Regions from separate parts of the Mus musculus genome. Here region 2 is linked to region 1. Evidence: chromatin loops called from intact Hi-C (ENCODE). Cell type or tissue: heart. All regions are shown on one strand. Links, peaks and the distances in the headings refer to the core of each region. The heading gives the core; the rest is flanking DNA.

Region 1 (5,999 bases), core at 832-4,831:
TTTGCAAGAGTAGTAAGTGCTCTTAGCCTCTAAGCCATCTCTCCAGCCCCTTCAATTTTTAGCTAAGTCAGACAAACTTGTAATTCAGTATTAGCTTTAGTTATTCAAAAACAATATTACAATATACAATCAATGTATATATCTGACTAGAGGTGCTTTTGCAAGTTCACTAGGACAAGTAGAGGAGATATATCGCTACTATAAATTTGTAAACTATATGAACATAATATTTAAGATAACTGGGGCTGCAGGGGATCTGATACATTCTTCTGGCCTCCTTAGGCACAAGCACACACAAAGATACATAGACATACATGTAGGCAGTACACCTACACACATAAAAATAAATTTAAATTTTTTTTAAAGACTAAATATAATTAGGACTGACAACGTGGCTTCAGTGAGTAAATGTACCTGGCATTAAGCCTAAAGACCTAAATCCCATCCCTAGGCCTCACATGGCAGAAGAGAACCAACTGCAGCAAACTTACCTTTAACTTCTACACACGTGAGCATACACATATACATACATAAACACACACACACACGCTCCCAAAATAAAATGTAGTAAGGTATTAAGCTTAAGTATCAAGCAGAACATTGGTGAGCAAGCACTCAAATGTTTTTATATCAATGTTTGTTGCATTATATGTATTAGGCAAAAGATATAAACAACCTAAGTGTCAATCAACAGTGAATGAATAACCACATGTAGCATACCTAAGGTAATATATAATCTTATAATGTTAACTTATAAATATCTTAAAAATTATCTTATAATATTAAAATATTCAGCCACTCACCGCTCCCCACAAAAAAGCTGGGCAGTGGTAGCACACGCCTTTAATCCCAGCACTCAATGCCACTATAGCAGAAGAAGCAGGCTGCTCTCTTGAATTCAAACTAGCCAGATCTACAAAGTTAGTTCCAGGATAGCCAGGGCTACACACAGAAACCCCATCTGAAAAACTATTTAAAGAATAACAATAGGGGCTGGAGAGATGGCTCAGCAGTTAAGAAAACAGACTGCTCTTCCAGAGGTCCTGAGTTCAATTCCCAGCAACCACATGGTGGCTCACAACCATCTGTAATAGAATCTGATGCCCTCTTCTGGTGTGCCTGAAAACAGTTACAGTGTACTCATATAAATACAAATAAAACCTTTAAAAGAAAAGATTAATAGTAGTAATAATAATAAGGAATTAATAAGGAATAATTCTCCCAACACCTGCTACAACATGGATGACCTTAAAAATATACTAACAGGACAAATATAAGATTCTACAAATGAAAAATAAAAAATAACCAAATTCATAAATAGAAAAAGAGGTCACCAGGAACACAGAAAAGAAGGGCCTGTGGCATTATTTCTTAATAGAACGCGTTTAGCATCATCTTTTTTAAAAATACAAAAAAAATTGGAAATAAGAATTATGACTGAGCTGGACATGATGGCGTACACGTTTAATCCCAGCACTTGGGAGGCAGAGGCAGAGGCAGGCGGCGGATTTCTGAGTTTGAGGCCAGCCTGGTCTACAAAATGAGTTCCAGGACAGCCAGAGCTATACAGAGAAACCCTGTCCAAAAAGAAAAAAAAAAAAAAAAATTGAACAATGGAACTAGTTAAAACAAAAAATGTCTTATAGTTGTCATACTATCCAAATCAATATAACCAACCCAACCAACCTTCGATAAATATTAAAAAAAAAATAGTAGCAGGATGTGGTGGCACACACCTTCAATCCCAGAACTTGGGAAGAAGAGGCAGGTGGATCTCTGTGAGTTTGAGGCCAGCCTGATCTACACAGTGAGTTCCAGAACATAATAGAAACTCTGTCTCAAAACAAAGAAAAACAACTCAAAAGTCATATTTGAATATGTAGAGACTTTGAAATGGTTCCTAACATAATTTAACAACCATTTACACATTTACATACAATTAATACAATAGTATTAGATACTTTAGTATGCTTTATCTGAAATGCTTGGCATTTTTAGATTTCAGGGTCTTGTTTTTTTAGATTTTTAAATATCTTCAAGCATGTTAGATATCCTGGTAACAAATCCTAAATCTAATATAAACACATTTATCTAAAATGTACACCTTATAGACAGAAACCCAAAAGCACTTTCATATAACTCTTGTACCATGGCATTCTGATTTTGATCCATCAGAGGAAACTGGGTGTAAAATTTCCCACTTTGGGCATACCAGCACTAAATGAACTTGAGACTTTTAAAATCGCTTTGGGGGAGGGGTTGTAGATTTGCTGGACTGGATTATTTAACCTGCAGAAGCCATCTAAAGAAGAGACTTTAAGTAACAACAACAACAACAACAAAAATTATGCCATTTGACTTGTATGTTCATGAACTTTGGTTTATATAGATGACCATAAAACCCTCAGAGACAGAATGTAAAATATATATATATATATATATATATATATATATATATATACACAACTGAATTGGGCGTTTGTAAACAAAAATTGAAGCCCTCTGACTCTTTGTATCTCAAAGTCTGCCCTAAATGTTAACACGAATCATCCTCGGTAACACTAAATAACACTAACAAGGTCAAAATGCCGTTTACTGATGAAGAGTCTATACTGTACCAAGTTAGTTTACCAATGGTAGAACTTGATTGTTCAACACACCCCTCCCCCGCCCAAAAAATAACTGACTGTAGAGCCTCTGTACATCTCTCTCCACCGGCCAACACTCTTTAAGAACCCAAAATAAACACAACGTTAATGATCTTAAACACACACACACACACACACACACACAAAACACGTTGCGAAATAACGTTAGAAATGTTAAGGTATTGCAACTACCGCCTAGAAGGAATTCCGACTAGCAGCCTCCAAAAGGGGTTTGGGGAAGCGGGGCACAGCACTAGAAGACTTAAATTATGGGCCTTCCGTGTCGTTTATGCTGACGCGCCCTTCCTTCCCGCCCTGCTTCGTCCGTGGAGCCACCCACACAACCGTGCAAGCCCACCGCCGCGCGGTGTCAGCCTCCCCCCGAGACACGGCAGCCGTGACAGGGCCTAGCTATCCGGGAGACCGACGACGCCGGGCGGGCGGGCGGGCGAACCCCGCAGAGCGCCCCACGACGGCCTACGGAGCGGAGGCCGAAGAAGCCAGGCCCGAGTGGGCCCGCGGATAGCCATGAAGAGGAAACGCTGGCGGCCGCAGTCCCCACGCCTCCGGTGCTCAGCAGCGCCACGCCGCCCGCGACCGCCTCCACTCCAGCGGGGAGCCGAGGCCGCCGGGAGCCATGACACCGGCGCCACCGCCACCGGACCAGACCCGCTTACCTCTCGGGGCGACGGGGCGGAGCCCTGCACCGAGGCGATGTACCGCTCCACGTCGGCCTTGCTACGCCTCATCGCGCCGCGGACCAGGCTCCCCAGGAGCGGCAGACCAGCCCTGGGGCCTACAGCGACTGCGGGCTCCAGGAGGTGAGCGCCGAACACCGGTGACGCAGCTCCGTCGCGAACGGATGGGCACAGGGCGTGCGGCGCGCGTCATCACTGTGCGCCGCGCTGCGGCCTGGAGCGCCTGCTCGCTGTCACCCCGCCACGCCCGCGCTCCAGACCACGTGACCGTTTCGCAAACGATCGAGACGAACTCCCTTTCCCCGGGAAAGGCTTTATAGATTTCACTGGTGCTACGTCACAAAGCGGACCTAAAATGGCAGTGCCCTAATAAATCCGACCTTTTCGGGTGCTGCATCTGGTCAACACTTGATTTCCTTCTAAAGAGACAAACGTCGTCATTGCCTCCGGTTTCAGCAGAATAAAGGTTAATATTGGTTGAACAGTGTCTTTATGCTTAGATAAATCGGAGTGGAAATATTAGCGTTACGTGATGAGATGCACCTCACGGGGTAGTTGACGGTTAGGGGCAGAGGAGGAAGTGGTGGCTTTCCTGGCAAACAGAAACAGGCTTCACGAGGTTTTAAGAAATGATGACTTTAGGTTTCTGTTTGGGTAAGAATCGAGGCGGCCGTTAGGACGCTGTCAGCAACAATTGCCTTCAGGGGCCTGTTTTGTGACTTAACAATGAGCAGAACAGATTATATTAGAATATTAAAAGTAATAATCTCTTCGTGCTAGAGAGATGGCTCCGCAGTTAAGAGTGCTTGTTGGTCCTCTGAAGGACCGAAGTTCAGTTCTCAGCAGCCGGTTCCAGGGCATCTATCTAAATCCGGGTTCTGACCCCCGTAGAACCCACACACACACGTCCTCATGTACACACACACACACACACACACACAAAGTTTTAAGTAATAGTCTCAAGATTGTGAATAAACTGTCGTAAACGACAACTGCTGAAAAGAACCTTTGTCTGCAAAGACTGATCAAAACCGCAGTGGAGAGGTTAGAGTGGTGCAGTTCCAGATGTTAAATACCTTATTGTCAGATACAAAGGGTACCCCACCCATCCCCCAAAAATGCCACTGACTCCAAAATTGGATCTAACTTAGACTCAGTCTGGACTGTGGAGGATTTCTAGTGGTTAGGAAAAGCCTGCATTCCTTAGTAACTTGTGAAACTGTTTCCTATCTACCAAAGGAGTAATTTCCCTTACCTCTGGCAGAAATGGATTTACAGCTCTGCGCTAGCCCCCAGGCTCCCCAGTCCATACTTACAAGTACTTGTTATACAATTCAAAGCCCCCTTGCCAGCATCCTGGCTCTTTGCTTCCCTCCTCCCCAGATACATATTCCCCCATCTCCCTTCTCTCAGCTTTTCCTGAGAGAGACAACCTTTGTTGTTTGGAATAAACTTTACCTTGTCTACCCAAAGAGTGGCCGTTTCAGTCTCTTTACTGTGCCCCTTGCCCTTGCATACACTTACCTTGGACTAGGTTAGTCCCAGAACAGCATCTTGCTCACCTCTGTGTCAGAACTAACATTCTGTAAACTATAGATTAAAAATCATTGGAATCTATTAACTTAGCAGACTACCAGCTTCTACCAGCAAACAGCCCAAAATGTCAGCAGTGTCATAGGACTATAAAAAGCTTCTCCGCCTTACTGTTACTACATCTCTCATATATCAGGATATATGTTAAGCTTACCTTTATTTATATGACTTTCTTTATTCTATAAAACTTTTTCATGTTGGGTGATGGGGCTTGAGGTAACCTAAATCTGTGTTCCCAGGCTGTGTGCTTTATAAACACAGTATGATGTGGCAGGAGAGGGTGTCTTAGTGAGCCCATGTTGAGGGGTCCCGCTGAGGTGTCAACCATAGGACAGTCCTAGTATATAAAAGGAAGTTTACTTGAGGCCTGGAAGGGAGCAGAGTCTGGAGAAGAGAATAAAGTCAGAGAAAAGAAGAAGACAGTGAAGGACAGAAAAAGAAAGAGAGGAAGAGAGAAAGAAGGGAAGAGACAGGCCGGGGACATGTAGGAAGAGAGAGCATAGATGGAGAGAAAGAGGAAATAAAGAGAGGAGAGAGAGAGAGAGAGAGAGAGAGAGAGAGAGAGAGAGAGAGAGAGAGAGAGAGAGAAGCTTGAACATTCCTTACATGCCTGACTCCTGGCTTGTACCTGGCCATTGCCAGGTAACTGTTGGATGAAGCCTAGAAGATATGCTAACATTCCTCCATTTTGGTTTAATTGAAAAGAGAAATTAGAGATGATGGTGGGTCAGGAGTAGGATGTCATATTCTTTAGCTACTTCCTGCTGACTCTGGGGCAATGGGTGAGTGTACTGGCTAGTTTTGTGTCAACCTGACACAAGCTGGAGTTATCACAGAGAAAGGAGCTTCAGTTGAGGAAATACCTCCATGAGATCCAACTGTAAGGCATTTTCTCAATTAGTGATCAAGGGGGAAAGGCCCCTTGTGGGTGGGACCATCTCTGGGCTGGTAGTCTTGGGTTCTATAAAAGAGCAGGCTGAGCAAGCCAGGAGAAGCAAGCCAGTAATGAACATCCCTCCATGGTCTCTGCATCAGGTCCTGCTTTCTGACCTGCTTGAGT
Region 2 (5,999 bases), core at 1,090-5,089, 190 kb after region 1:
CATATGAAATTGTTGCTTTGAACTTACAGAATGAAACACTGCTTCAAACTTAATATTGAGATCCTTTTGTAACTCCCATTTTATATAACATTTTATCTATGAGGTAATTTTCTGAGAACTTTTGAATATAAAAAAGGACAGAGAAAAGAAATAAAGTGTGAATGTGTGTACGTGTCTGTGTATATTTGCCTGTGTAATGGGTTTTTAACTATTTTCCTTTTCTTCCTCCTCTCTGGTTCACAAAGAGTTAACCAGACTGGCCAGTGAGGGGCTCCTGGCTGCCTGGTCAGAGAAGGGAGCACTAGCAATAAATCCTTTACCTAAAACTCTCCCACCCCCCAGTTGTTAACCAACAGGTGCTAATGTGTCTGAAGCTGTCCACTTCTGGCCCCAGAATAACAGAAGAATGAAGGAGATGAAATATTATTCATACTAAGCAACTTTTACTTTCGCAAAACCACGTTTTGCCCTCAGCAGACCTCCTCTGCTGCCTTCTAGAGAGAACCAGTGCCCAGGCAGGCTCTCAGCAGTAAATCTCATTAACAGAGGTTAAGATATAGAAGAGAGATCTCAAATACTGAAGACAAGATAGAAAAAATGGATAGCTCAGTCAAAGAAAACGTGAAATCTGGGAAAACCCAAGGCATCCAGAATAGACCATATCTACAAATAGTGGGGATACAAGGTCAAAGGCATGGAAATATTTTTAACAAAGTCATAGAAGAAAACTTCTGTAATTTAAAGAAGGAGGTACCATCAGGAACACCAAATAGGCAGGACCAGAAACTTCCGCATGATACATATTGATCAGCCTTAACCACACAGAAGAAAGAAAGGATATTGAAAGCTGCAAGGGAAAAGGACCAAGTCACTTTTAAAGGCAGGCCCAGCAGAATAGTGCCTGACTTTCCAAAGTTAAACTAAGATCATATGAGCAATTTAAGCAAAACCATGACCCCTAGTAAAAGAAAGCAGAAGGAATAATTAAAAGTCTCTCAATCGGGGCTGGTGAGATGGCTCAGCAGTTAAGAGCACCGACTGCTCTTCTGAAGGTCCTGAGTTTAAATCCCAGCAACCACATGGTAGCTCACAACCATCCGTAACAAGATCTGACTCCCTCTTCTGGTGTGTCTGAAGACAGCTACAGTGTACTTATATATAATAAATAAATAAATCTTAAAAAAAAAAGTCTCCTAATCCAAAAAACCCAGGGCCAGACAGTCCATGCAGAATTTTACCATACCTTCAAAAAGGAAAAATTAGATAAAACTCCTTTATGAGCATACTCTTAATAAAATACTTGGAGCTGGTACTTGCTGGGAGAAGGAAAATCAGCATTCTACAACAGAGTAACACTGGGTATATCAACCACAAGGTAGGCCTCACACTCAAGAGTAGTTGACCTATCTAAAAATCCATGGTGTTTTGCGTGTTTTGTTATGATTTGAGGTTTTTTTTTTTTTTTTTCTTAGACAGGAAAAGACCATGAAGTTGGGTGGGTAAGGAAGAGCAGAAGAGTTGGGAGGACCTGGGGTTGGGGTAGGGAAAGAATATGAGCACAATATATTGTATGAAACATTTTAAAATAATTTAAAAGTCGCAACAAAACCTAATTTTTATTGCATGTGTATGAGTGTTTGCCTACGTGCATGTATGTGTACCATGTGTGTGACTGGTGCCTGTAGAGGCCAGGCACAGGAACTGGAGTTACACAGATGGTTGTGAGCCACCATGTAGTCCTTGGGAACCCACCTGGGGTCCTCTGCAAGTACAGAAAGCACTCTTAACTGCAAAGCCATAGCCAGTCCTAAAGGAAAATCCCTGATGAGCATTCCAAAGATGTTCTGTGGCATACTCTGCAGAATGCCTCTTCTAATCTTTATAAACAACCATTGTTTTTGATACCGAAAAGCTAAAACTAATCTCCTGATCACCCAGGGTGAAAAAATAAGAACAAGGAAACAAAGACAGTCTGTCTTGACATTACTGGGAGACCAAAGACTCCTTAGGACTTCCTACTTCCATACTTCTGGAAATCATTTCTAATTTCTGTGAAACTGAGAAAACTTCTGTTGCCTGGTATCATAGCATATACCTTTAATACCAGTACTCTGGATCAGGTGGATCTCTGAGTTATAGACAGGCCTGGTCTACAAAGAGAGTTCTAGGAAAGCCAAAACTACACAGAGAAACCGCTTTTTTTTTTAAAAAAAGAAAAATTTTCTGTTCAACAAAACTAAAACTTTCCATATGTTTTTGTGCTTTTGCTCAGCATATAAAGTTCTACAGCAGGTCATAGCTCTCAATAAAGAGTAGAGCAAGCCTTAAAAAAGTAGAAAACAACAAAGTTTGGAGCTGAGACAGAAGGATGGACCATCCAGAGACTGCCCCACCCGGGGATTCATCCCATAATCAGCCCCCAAACCCAGACACTATTGCATACGCCAGCAAGATTTTGCTGAAAGGACCCTGATATAGCTGTCTCTTGTAAGGCTTTGCCAGTGCCTGGCAAACACAGAAGTGGATGCTCACAGTCAGCTATTGGATGGAACACAGGGCCCCCAATGGAGGAGCTAGAGAAAGTTCCCAAGGAGATGAAGGGGTCTGCAACACTATAGGTGGAACAACAATATGAACTAACCAGTACCCCCAGAGCTCGTGTCTCTAGCTGCATATGTAGCAGAAGATGGCCTAGTCGGCCATCATTGGGAAGAGAGGCCCCTTGGTCTTGCAAACTTTATATGCCCCGGTGGTACAGGGGAACGCCAGGGCCAAGAAGTAGGAGTGGGTGGGTAGAGGAGCTGGCGGGGGGGGGGGGGTAATAGGGGATAACATTTGAAATGTAAATGAAGAAAATACCTAATAAAAAATTGGAAAAAGAAAAAAGTACGTAATAATTTACGCTTGCCTAGAATGGTGGTGTATGCCTTTAATCCCAGCACTCAGGAGGCAGAAGAAGGCAGATACCCTGTTTCTATTATTTCTTTTGTTTCTAAAATTTCCTGTGCAATCATTCTTAGGTACCCGTAGGGACAAATCTATCAAAACCAACTGTTAATCCAGTCAGTAAGTTTGACCAAGATGCCTAGCAAAGAGGTGTGCAGTGTAAGGAAACAGTGCAAACCTTTACAGGATCACTGTCAAAGTCCAGTTTCAGAACTGCAACAGATCTAAAGGGCAGCCAGAGCAATTCTTTACAGGAAACAGAGGCTTCAGGAAGCCGGAGTGCCATGCGAATGGAGAGACACACTGGAGCCATCTCCTGAAACTGCAACAGGTCTGTGGTGACTGTTACAGGTGCAGGATAAAGGAAATAGGAAGGAAAGCAACTCAAAAGTTAAATGGTACAAAAACTAATAATGACACCTAGTGGTAGGGACCTGGCAAGGTTAGTTGAGATTACAAAGGGAATGTGTTACCATCCCCCACACTGCCTGAGGAGGCTAGAATGGAAGCTATCAAATGTGGGTCGGCAGCCAAGTATAAATCTATCTGCATGTGATGGAAGTGCTACATATGGCCAAGTTTTCTAGGGAGATCAGAGCAGGAAAGGTACTTTAGTACTAACGACAGTCAGGGAGGACTGCCGACTCTTTGTTTGAAGTGAGTCATGTCCCCTTCACTCTGAGTTAAACAACTAGTAGGCTAAACCAAGGCCAGTGATGAGGAGATCAAACGAAGAGCAAGAGTGTCTGCAGCAGGGAGACAGTCCTCACAAAGATTTTATCTATTACTGGGCATTTCCTATAAGTAAACAAAAATTGCCTCATTACCTTAATAATATCATCAGTTCCTCCATCAACAGGTTTTGATTTGAGTTCTTCAACTTCTTTGTCTAATTCTAAATAATAAAAGAGATTCCAGGTCAAAAATCAAGAAAATAATTACTCCTAAACTGACAAGTACATGCTGAGAATCCCAAGCCTATAAATTAGAATGGATTTAAGAAGTGAGTACTCAGAGAAATGGGAACTCCATCCAAACAGCAGCAGTCGTTTTTCTTCTCCCGCTTACTATGAACAACTTCCTTTGGAAGAGCGGCCTACCTTCCCACTCCCCTGCTTTAGTGCACATGAGTACCTGCGCTTCATCTGAAGCTGTACTCACGTCTTCTTCCTTTCCTGTCTTTCCTTATCCGTCCACATAGACGTAGAGGGCTTGCTATGTTGCCCAAGCTGGTGTTGAAATCCTGGGCTCAACGGATGCTTCTGTCTTAGCCGCTAGAAAATCAGAAACCAGGTGTGTGCACCCCTATGACAAACTACCCTGAAAACTTGGAAGCATGTCCCATACATTCTATTATTTTTGTTGTAAATATTTGCTGTATAATCTCAAAGCAATAACTAAATTTCTATCAAACACGTGTATTAATCTATTTCATCAATACAGGTCTAGTTCCAAAGCTTAGGTCATCTCCCCAAATAAATTACTTGAGTACAAACTGTTTCAATTTCTAAAAATAAACTCTATCTGTTCTGGTTAGGAAAACAACAAGAAGAACAAACCCTTGGCGTTTAAAATTTTAAGTTAATGAGAATTCAAGAGTTCTTAAATGGGGCATCGACCAACTCCAGCATGTGCCTATACTTCCAACTTCCCAGAATGTCTGGAGGATTACACCTTGTGCCTTTTACATTTCAGCTGATTTCTCTAAAAGACATATTTAATTTAGAAAAATTTACAACTCATACGAAGTAAAAAAGGGTTTCATTTTACTATTAAAAAGATATTCCAGCCGGATGGTGGTGGTGCACGCCTTTAAATTCCAGCACTTGGGAGGCAGAGGCAGGCGGATTTCTGAGTTCGAGGCCAGCCTGGTTTACAGAGTGAGTTCCAGGACAGCCAGGGATACACAGAGAAACCCTGTCTCGAACCCCCACCCCCACCCCCCTCAAAAAAAAAGATATTCCTCTTGGGGTGGAGAGGTGGCTCAGTGGTTAAGAACACTGGCTGCTCTTCCAGAGGACCTGGCTTCAATTTCCAGAACCCACATGGTGGCTCACAACTGTAACTACAGTTCCAGGGAATCCAAAACTCTAACAAAGACATACATATAGGCAAAACACGCGCGCACACACACACTGAATTAAAAATTCATTTGTTCCTTTACTTATTCAAAGGCAACTGCAGGGCTAGGCATGGTGGTCTACTGAAAAGCTCTGATTTAAACCCAGTACCTGTACACCTTGCTTTGGCTTTCTGCAGGAGCATCATTTGCTTCTTGGCAAACTTGATGAGATCTTCTCTGGGCAACGTTTCTAGCTGAAAGATGGAGTCGTATTATTGAGTTTTAAAACCCATGCTTTTAGTACGGCCACCAAAAGAAACACAGTGTCTGCCGAAAACCAAAGAGAGACACTCTAAACAGTTGAGCCAGTCACATTTTTTAAATTGAGAAACGTAACTTCAATAACTAAAAGTAATTAGGTGAATGGAAAATCAAACCAAAACCCCAGCACAAAACTCTTACAGAGAACACTGAGTTCTCTAGCTGTACAAGAAGGGCTTGGAACTCAAGATTTCTCGAGCTGTAGAACTCATTCTGTTGGAAGCTAACAACATAACTACATTCACAGGTGAATCGGGTCACATTTAGACTTCAACTAAAATATTAGGGTTTACTAACTGAAAATTACTTAATCTTTGTGCACAACGTTTCCTCATCTGCAGAATGAGAATAGGGAAGATACGTATTTCAGGAAGCTTACCTGAAAGAATCTGTTACTTCAGCAAATGCCTAGAAATCAGTCTTCAAACACTACATTTTGGTAATAAATTGTGCCCCTACCTTTCTGAATCACTTAGCATAAAACATTGCACAGTGCTGTAAGAACAACCTTATTCCACCCTCAACTCTGGAGCTGGAGCCAACAGGATATAGTTCCTTGCTTCTTCCTGCCTCTTATCTAATCCCCTCGGCTTCGTGTCACTGTGTAAACTTTCATTAAACAGACTAGCTAAATGTTTGAAATACAGCATCGTGCTAACAAGGAGCAGGA

What was found. Peaks named below come from ENCODE experiments on the same cell type or tissue, not always from the same donor. Only the 100,000 strongest peaks of a DNase experiment are listed, where the experiment ranks them.
Region 2: it touches region 1 in a loop (2.9-fold over the local background); 1 of 42 quality-filtered maps calls a loop at or near these places.

The regions. Positions count from the first base shown.
Region 1 is chr10:58,444,378-58,450,376 of GRCm38, reverse strand. Ranbp2 (RAN binding protein 2) reads right to left here and starts at 3,525. Exons shown (of 29, transcript NM_011240.3): 1 at 3,326-3,525. The coding sequence starts at 3,397. In heart, for the core only: a CTCF peak has its summit at 3,252; a DNase peak (open chromatin) is centred at 3,566; H3K4me3 peaks cover 2,734 bases; H3K27ac peaks cover 2,271 bases.
Region 2 is chr10:58,256,083-58,262,081 of GRCm38, reverse strand. Gcc2 (GRIP and coiled-coil domain containing 2) reads right to left here. Exons shown (of 23, transcript NM_027375.2): 3 at 5,178-5,262; 4 at 3,774-3,841. Among named protein-coding and RNA genes, the nearest start is that of Gcc2, 3.6 kb to the right of the region's middle. In heart, for the core only: a CTCF peak has its summit at 3,369 (motif pointing left); no DNase peak of the experiment used is centred there.